2 separate regions of the Mus musculus genome follow, and region 2 is linked to region 1. The links are chromatin loops, found by intact Hi-C in ENCODE. Cell type or tissue: heart. All regions are shown on one strand. Each heading gives the region's core, and the rest is flanking DNA. Links, peaks and the distances in the headings are about the cores only. Region 1 holds the start of Wdr59 (WD repeat domain 59). Region 2 overlaps Wdr59 (WD repeat domain 59).

What was found. A loop is a pair of places that touch in the nucleus more often than their neighbours do. Peaks named below come from ENCODE experiments on the same cell type or tissue, not always from the same donor. Only the 100,000 strongest peaks of a DNase experiment are listed, where the experiment ranks them.
Region 2: it touches region 1 in a loop (2.3-fold over the local background); 1 of 42 quality-filtered maps calls a loop at or near these places.

Annotation. Positions count from the first base shown.
Region 1 is chr8:111,520,461-111,524,854 of GRCm38, forward strand. It overlaps Wdr59 (WD repeat domain 59), which reads right to left and starts at 1,647. Exons shown (of 26, transcript NM_001170742.1): 1 at 1,468-1,647. The coding sequence starts at 1,521. In heart, for the core only: a CTCF peak has its summit at 1,808; a DNase peak (open chromatin) is centred at 1,731; H3K4me3 peaks cover 1,347 bases; H3K27ac peaks cover 1,066 bases.
Region 2 is chr8:111,463,445-111,467,838 of GRCm38, forward strand. Wdr59 (WD repeat domain 59) reads right to left here. Exons shown (of 26, transcript NM_001170742.1): 19 at 3,345-3,478; 20 at 2,345-2,426. Among named protein-coding and RNA genes, the nearest start is that of Gm24793, 47 kb to the left of the region's middle. In heart, for the core only: a CTCF peak has its summit at 2,077; a DNase peak (open chromatin) is centred at 1,277.

The sequences.
Region 1 (4,394 bases), core at 255-4,254:
GTTTGTCTGCCAATGTTTTGGCCATTCCTTGAACCCATGTGTGTGCCCACTGATGAAGCCCATTGCCAGGTGTTTGTGATATTGGTTGCTGAGAAAGAGTCAGAAAATCTCCCCAGCAACCACAGCCGGGCCAATCCAGAGTTGCTACACCTGCACCAGACTCTTTCCTTGTACCCCTCCCATACCCATTTCTTGAGAATAGACATTGTTTAGATCTGGAAATCCCCTTCTCCCTCCCTCTCCTTTCCCCCTGAAGGCCTATAAAAACTGGGCCCCTTTTCCCCTCGTGGTCGACTCCTCTACCCCTGCGTGGGATATGAGTCGTCTCCAGAGCTCTGGCTTTCCCCAAATAAAGCCTTGTGTGGTTTGCATCAAGCTTGGTCTCTCCTGAGTTCTTGGGTGTCCACTATTGTCCCGAGGCCTGAGTGAGGGGCTCCTCTCGGAGTCTTTCAGATGGAGGAAGGAGACCATTGTATGGCAGCTGGTTCTTCCTGACATGTGAGTCCTGGAACTCAGGCTGGCAAGCCTGGCAGCAGTGCCTTTGCCAGCCACCTTGCAGGCCTCCAATGTTAACAATTTTTAAAGCTTGCCATGTGCCACACTTCTTAAACATGTGGCCTCATAAAATTCTCATGCCAGTCCTGTAAGTATAATAACCTCCCTTCTACAGGTAAGAAAACTAGGCATAGCCGAGCAGTAGTGGCGCTTGCCTTTAATCTGGGAGGCAGCGGCAGAAAAAGGCAGATTTCTGAGTTCGAGGCCAGCCTGATCTACAGAATGAGTTCCAGGCCAGCCAGGGCTACACTGAGAAACCCTGTCTCGAAAAACCAAAAAGAAAGAAGAAAAAGAAAAAAGAAAAAAAGAAAAGAAAACCGAGGCGTGGAGAGTGATGTGAGGGATGGGCTCACAGGTGTCCAATCTAAGCAATACATGTATCTTGTCAACGACAGAGTATTTCCCACATTAGCAACCACTTAGGCTGAAACAGATGCTCCGCAAAACAGTATTTCACAAATTCACCCCCAAAATGGTCCAAGGTGAGACTTGGTCCAAGTAACTGAGGCTCAGAGAAGTTCTGCAACTTTCCCGAAGTCACCAAGTGCAGTCGACTACCTCAGGGAGTGGACACCTCCCCCAGTTCACTACCTTGAACAAGGTCAGAATCCCTTTAGCATTTACAATCACTATCTTGGCGTCCCAAGACCATAAGCCTGTTTGGAACCCTAAAGGCCATACACGCCTTTGCCCTAACTGTCCTGACCAGTAATCAAAGCTTCCTTAGCTATCCTGACTGACAGCTCCAGATGAGCACCGCGTCCATCTTCCCACCCTGAGCAAAGGGATGGATGAAAAGGCGGGGGTGCAGGGGTGCGGGGATGGGGGGGGGGGCGGGTGAGGGTGTAAACCACGGAAAGCGCATGCTCAGATGGCTCCATTCCCAGATGGCTCCATTCACGCACAGCTCACCTGAGAGTCTCGAAACTCCACCACCACGTTCTCGCTGCTCCAGCGCGCCGCCATCTCACTAGCCCGATCGTGGGGTGCCAGCAGGCGACCCTCCACCCCCAACCCCACCCCCAAGTCCGAGACTCCCCGCGTGAGTAAGCCCCACACAGCCTGCTAATAAATCCGGCCACGCCCAGTTTCTCCCTTTCACTTGACCACAACTGATTGGCTACCCCAATGATAGACCCCGCCTCTTCTGCTTTCTCCCCCAACCACGGACCAGGTCTGCCCCAAAACAGGAACGCCCCTTCATTTCGTCATCAGTACGAGTCACCTGGGCACCCCGCGGCTGCCGACACGCCCCCTGCCGTGAGCTCTGCTGGGAATTGTAGTCAAATGTCAGCACAGCGTCAGTTACCCAGGAAGAGCCTGAGTTCAGAGAGTAGATGGCAGTTGTCCTGTATTTTTGCTGGTATTTGGTTGGTATCCCCGTATTCTCCTACACATAGCCTATAAACAAAACCTACATCCCTACCAAGGGAAAAAACCTCTTCTGATTCCTGCCATCAAGGCTTTGAAAAATCTGAGTGCACAATTTTTTGTTTCATGCTGTACAGCCGTGCCTCTGAAGTAGTTCCTGAGGTTCTCCACGAACAACACTTTGGGGGTGGAGGAGAAAACAAGTCCCTAAAGGTAAAAACAATTTTATAATCTTACTAACATCACTGTGCGGTATAGTTCTCCCGAGGATGTGTAGTACAGAGGGAATTTACTCTGAGAGGAAGTTTAAACTGAATATTAAACGACATGACTTTTTTCCTTCTTTTTTTCTTTTCTTTTTTTGTTTGTTTTTTTGTTTGGTTGGTTGGTTGGGTTTTTTTTTGTTTGTTTTTTTTTTGAGACAGGGTTTCTCTGTGTAGCTCTGGCTGTCCTGGAACTCACTCTGTAGACCAGGCTGGCCTCGAACTCAGAAATCTGCCTGCCTCTGCATCCCAAATGCTGAAATTAAAGGCGTGCACCACCACTTGCCCGGCTGACCCTCTTTTTGATAACATCATTTTGGTTTTGAAAAGTGTTATTTTTTTTCACTGAAGATGTGTAATTAATGTTAATGGTAGTTGCCATTTAACCATAATGGTTTTTTTTCCCTATTCATGGTTTTAATTTCTAACACTAGCAATATCTTTATCCACACAGTTTTTGGAGTCTTAGACAATTTTTGAGGATGAAATAAAAATTAATCAGGAAGTTTAGCATAGTAGATACTAGTTGGCTCCTCTTCAACCCTATCCTTTGAAGTCCTGGGTTAACTGGCTTAGCATCTCTTTGTCTACAGAAGGGGGTATATCATACTTAGCTGTTGAGAGGAGCCAAGCACTAGGCCTGACATGTTGTAAAGGCTCAAGTATAAACTGTCACCAGCATTCCTCTCTGAAGATCGTTGCATGAATGGAGAGGAGGTGTAGACTCCTTTCCCCCAGCAGACGCTGGTTATAAAGGTCAGACAAACTTGTCTGTAGGCTAGGGTGACTATCATTTCACTGTCGTCTGCCTGGAACAGTCTAGGTTTTACCACTATAACCAGCAAAAAAAAAAACTTGCATCCCAGAGAACCCTTCAGTACCAGAAAAAAGAACAGTTGGTCCCTCCATGGTAGATAAATGTTTGGCAGAATGAACTGCATATTATTATAGAGTTGCGAGCAATGTGTGAAGATGGCATAACCTAAATTGAAGACCTGAAGTGGCACCTTGAAGGTGACATTTGAGTGTTTCAGTATATTAAGATTTTGAAGGGTATACTATGAAAAGGAAAAGAGTGTGAGCTTCATTAAGAGTGTGAACAAGGGTCTGGAGAGGTGGCTCAGCAGTTAAGAGCACTGATTGTGGGCTGGTGAGATGGCTCAGTGGGTAAGAGCACCCGACTGCTCTTCCGAAGGTCCGAAGTTCAAATCCCAGCAACCACATGGTGGCTCACAACCACCCGTAATGAGATCTGATGCCCTCTTCTGGTGTATCTGAAGACAGCTACAGTGTACTTACATATAATAAATAAATAAATCTTTAAAAAAAAAAAAAAAAAAAAAAAAGCACTGATTGTTCTTCCAGAGGTCCTGAGTTCAATTCCCAGCAACCACATGGTGGCTCACAACCATCTGTAATGGGATCTGATGCCCTCTTCTGGTGTGTCTGAAGAGAGCATCAGTGTATTCACACACACACACACACACACACACACACACACGCACACACACATATATACATATTTTTTCATATATGTGTGTGTGCGTGTGTGTGTATATATATACATATACATATGTATATATATATATATATATATATATATATATATATATATATAGAGAGAGAGAGAGAGAGAGAGAGAGAGAGAGAGAGAGGACAAAGTGCACGGTGGTGGGGGCAAACGCCTGTAATCCCAGCACTGGGGAGGCAGAAGCAGGTAGATCTTTATGTTCAGGGCCAGCCTGGTCTACAGAGTGAGTTCCAAGACAGCCAGAACTATACTGAACCACCCACCCACCCACAAGAGTGTGAACAGAGATCTTGAAGTGTGAAGAGTGAGTTATGTCCCCATTGAATTCTTTCTGCAGCACTATGCTGCTGTTTAATTCAATAATTATTTACTTAATTTAATATCTCCAAGCCTCAGACAGGCCCCTGGTCTGTTTTGTTGGAATCTGCTTGGCCCAGCATATGCAGGCTACTCCGTGAACATCTGCCCTGAATGGATGCAACCTGCAGTGCTCATGATCCACAGACCTTTCTAAGTCAGAGGGGTACCTTCTGTGCAACCAAAAGTAACGTAAGACTATTCAAATGCTTTGTGTCTGAGTCTTTTTAAAAAGATTTTAAGTGTGTGTGTGTGTGTGTGTGTGTGTGTGTGTGTGTAGGAGGGAGGGGAGGGGGGAGGGGGGACCTGGGGGTGGG
Region 2 (4,394 bases), core at 118-4,117, 57 kb before region 1:
AGTATTGCTCCAAGTACAGACATGCAGCTCACACTCATCGCCAAAGTTAACGATGGCAGGACAGGTTTTCTGCCATGGCTGACTATTGAGTTGTGTTAGAGTCTCCCTCCATAACACACATTTCCTAAAGGCTTTCAACAGAAGCGTGCCCTTGCATCTGCTTCACTGGTAAATGCGAGGGACACAAAACAGGAAGTACATCTTCATCAAGGGCAGGAAGAAAAACAATACAAATTCTTTGAGCATCACTGTTTGTCAATCAGGTCATTTCTGTCTTTACACATCATCAAGTCACAAATGACCGTCACATACAGCTGTGGGTGTCCAGACAGCTAGGAGCAGTCACAGGTTTTATGTCATTTACTTCCTCATGAAGTCAGAAGTATGGCTCATTTTATAGCAGGGACCCTGACGTTCACAAAGTCTGGGCAGCTTGCTGGGGATCACACACAGAAAGAGTGTCAGGGCCCAGAAGTCAAGCAGAGCCCACATGAAGACAAGCGTCTCCCCACATCACTGAGACTGGTCTAGCCTTCCATACCAATTCTGTCAGAAAAGCACTGGGGAGGGAGGAGTTGGGGAGAGGAGAGAAGGAAGGAACGGAGACATGCAGGAAGAGAATAAGGAAGAGGGAGAATACTTAAAGGAAAAGCTGTAACCCTGTTGAGAGAATGTTCTTTGGGGTGGGGCAGTCTTCAATGATTTCATATCCCCCATGGGGGTAATTCTTGTGGTTCCCACACTATAAACCCCTCCAAGGCTGAAGGCCTGAGAGAACTTGCCTGGGGTGTTCTCTAGGACTCTGAGCTGGCCTTGGCTAATTCCTATTAGCTTATTTTGCCTTCTTAGTGTTCAGAGTCTGGTGGGTGGGGCTGACGGAAATAGATTAAACCATTAGGGAGTTTTTTTAAAGGGTTTCTGGGAGAGATGATATGATATTCATTACTAGATGAATGGAAATCTTAGAGATTTTTTTAATTAGATATTTTCTCTATTTACATTTCAAATGTTATCCCCTTTCCTAGTTTCCCCTCCAAAAATCCCTTCCCCCTTCCTCTCCTCCTCTCCCCGCCCCCTCCCAACCACCCACTCCTGCTTCCTGGCCCTGGCATTCCCCCTATACTGGGGCATAGAACCTTCACAGGACCAAGGACCTCTGTTAGGGATGTTTTTAATCAAATGAAAATCAAGGGAAGGCCTCCGTGCTGACTCACTCAGTTATGAGGGAAACTCTGAGCTGCTGGGAGAGCTGCTAGTGACTTCCAAAGCTCAGTCTTGTCATCAAGTAGAGAACAGAGAGCAAGACAGACAGGAGGGGCCTGGCGGTTGCCCAGGGCTGATGGGAAGAACTGACTGAAAGACAAGAGTTTCTTTTTATGGGTGATAAAAACACTCTGCACGGTTTCTAATGAGAGCACTGACAACACTAGGAACTAAGTATCTCACTGTAAGGGGCAGACTAGTGATGTGCAGAACGTGCAGACTAGTGATGTGCAGAACGTGCAGACTAGTGATGTGCAGAACGTGCAGACTAGTGATGTGCAGAACGTGTCTCAGTAAAAAAGAACAATACATGGGAACCTCCGGAGATGAAGGAAACGGACATCTTACACATACTGTCAGATTTTACTATTTAACAATGTACTACTATTTTACAAGTATGGGTGTTTTGCCCGCAGGTATGTCTATCATGCACATGCCTGGTGCCAGAGGAGGCCAGAAGGGGTAGCTGGATCCCCTGGGGCTGGAATTACAGATGTGAGCCACCACATGGATGCTGGGAATTGAACCAAGGCCTCCTATCAGAGCAGCCCGTGCTCCAGCCTTCTCTGCGTCTCTCCAGCCCCATGAAGTCATGTTTAAACTGAGCATCTCTACCTTGAAGTACACGCTGGTAAACTTTCTTATGAAATATTTTTTTAAAAATTAAAAAAAGTAATTGAGGTGAAATGACAAAGGTACAGACAGATTCTCAAATTTAGGCGACAATGATCACTGTGGCATTGAAAAATAAACCCACATAGTTTAAGGGAAAAAAGCCACTTAAGGATCTTCCCCACTTAGCACTAATAACAAAATTTACCCACAGGTGGCAGTGGTGGCACTTGCCTTAAATCCCAGTACTAGGGAGGCAGAGCCAGGCAGACCTGAGTTTGAGGCCAGCCTGCTCTACAGAGTGAGTTCCAGGAGAGAGAGGGAGAGAGGAAAGGAGGGAGGGAGGGAGGGAGGGAGGGCAGACTGGCAAAGAAAATAAAAAAGAAACTTCAAATAGTGGGCACACCTATCAGTGTCACTAGCTGACAATTGTCAAGGCCAGAACCTCACCAACACAGATTGACAGTACCTGGACAAGATCCTTCCTTCCCACAAGCATGGCAGAAGTGGCATTCTTCTGACATGTCTCCTGAGTGTCGTTCACATTCAATCTGAAATTAAAACAAACAAGACTAAGAAGGTTTCTACTTGAACTTCCCAAGAACTCCTCCTGATTTACCAGCCTAGGTAAGTGTCTCTTTGGTTGTCACTCAAAACACCTCCTCTATCTGACAGGCTGGGAAGGGTTAATTAGAGCAGGTGCTGCAGGGCTTAGGGTTCCCACCTGGGGAGGACCGGAAATACTCACCACTTTCAGGAGGAGGCAATAAGAAAAATATTAATTAGCTACCAGCTTTTCTGTTGAGTTCTCAAGGTTTGGGATTTAAATGTGTACATACTAACTGTGATTTCCATCTAAAAAGTATTGTGCTGTGGGTATATCTCAAAAGATAACACTTTCTGTGATGTGTTCAAGGGCTTGGAAGACCTACAGGCCAGCCTCTGCTCCTATTGTCTTTCAATAAAAGAAGGCTCTAAATTCAGCTTGCTGGACCCTGAGCTTCAGCAGAGACCATCGGTGGGCCCAAAGTTATGCTTTCAGTTAGGTGAGATCGGGGGCAAGGAGGGCCCACCAAGCTGGGTGCCTGACCTACACAAAGAGTGAGGTAAGAAATGCACACTTGGGCTGGTGAGATGGCTCAGTGGGTAAGAGCACCCGACTGCTCTTTCAAAGGTCCAAAGTTCAAATCCCAGCAACCACATGGTAGCTCACAACCATCTGTAACGAGATCTGACTCCCTCTTCTGGAGTGTCTGAAGACAGCTACAATGTACTTCCATATAGTAAATAAATAAATCTTAAAAAAAAAAAAAAAGAAATGCACACTCTTTGAAGCCACAGTTTATGGCAATTTGTTAGTCACTATCAAGAAGCTACCACACCGAGTTTCCCCAAGTTGTCTAAGACTTTACAAAGCTCTGCAGCTCCCAAGGTGCCGTGCCCCATGCCGCCTGGGCCCATGGACTTACATGTACAGCTCTCCCAAGGACTTATGAACGGGAAGGAGGCACGAGACATCCTGGATGATGACCTTGCCAGCAGCCTTAATGGGTCGGTTGCCGGAGTCAGAGCCTTCCCGCTTACTCTTCCACCTCCTCGATTTCTAAGGGAGATGACCAGAAGTGACTAACGGGGCCTCTGGAGAGTGGGAACCTACAGTTGCACAGTACATCATATTTGGGTCATTGGTCATTTGCAGAGACTTTAAATTACATCGTGCCCCACAATTACATGAAATCAGCATCTGTAGGAAATAAAAGGTAACAAATGGCCCAAAGCTCTTGATCCAAGACCCTCATGGGGAAACAAGCACCTACTGCAGGGCCATCTACATTCTGCAGGTGCTCAAAAATAGATACCAGGAAGCCAGAATTAATTAATTAATTTAAAAATAGCAGGTAAAGAAGTTAGTAAAGATCCCCCACAAACGGGGAAGGGGGACTTTAGGGTGTTCAGTACTAGGTTCAAAGTTCTTGCCTGAAACGATTCAAAGGTTTTTTTTTTTCTTCATAGACAGTTTCAACAGGGTTAGTTGATATTTTAATTCAGACACGACAGTGTGGGCTCTGCAAGGCTATTATGTCTGAAGACAGAGACACTGGGTAACATAAGACCTTGCTTTTGTAGCAGGCCTGAATTATTTCTATAAGCGATCATTTCTGAAGGTCAAAGATACTTAGTTGGGGAAACCCAGTTAACAGACATGGGAGACCATGGGCGCATGTTTCAGCTCCCAGAGCTGCCTCAGGAAGTGGCTGTGAGGAATGAGAAATGTCGTGGGAAACAAAAAGTCACAGAGTGTCGCCCCATCTGGCATCTTCAAAAAGACAACCAGTTATCGGAGCAATGTCCTATTTTATTTCCAAAAGTTAAAAGAGGTCACCAAAGACACTTGATTAAGCAAGGGAGCCACACAGTTATCAACAGGGGAGGCATAAGGAGCAACTAAAAGGGGCTTGCAGTTTGACATCAGAAAACTAAGGTACTGTGTGTTCTGCCTCAATATGGCCCTAGGCAAG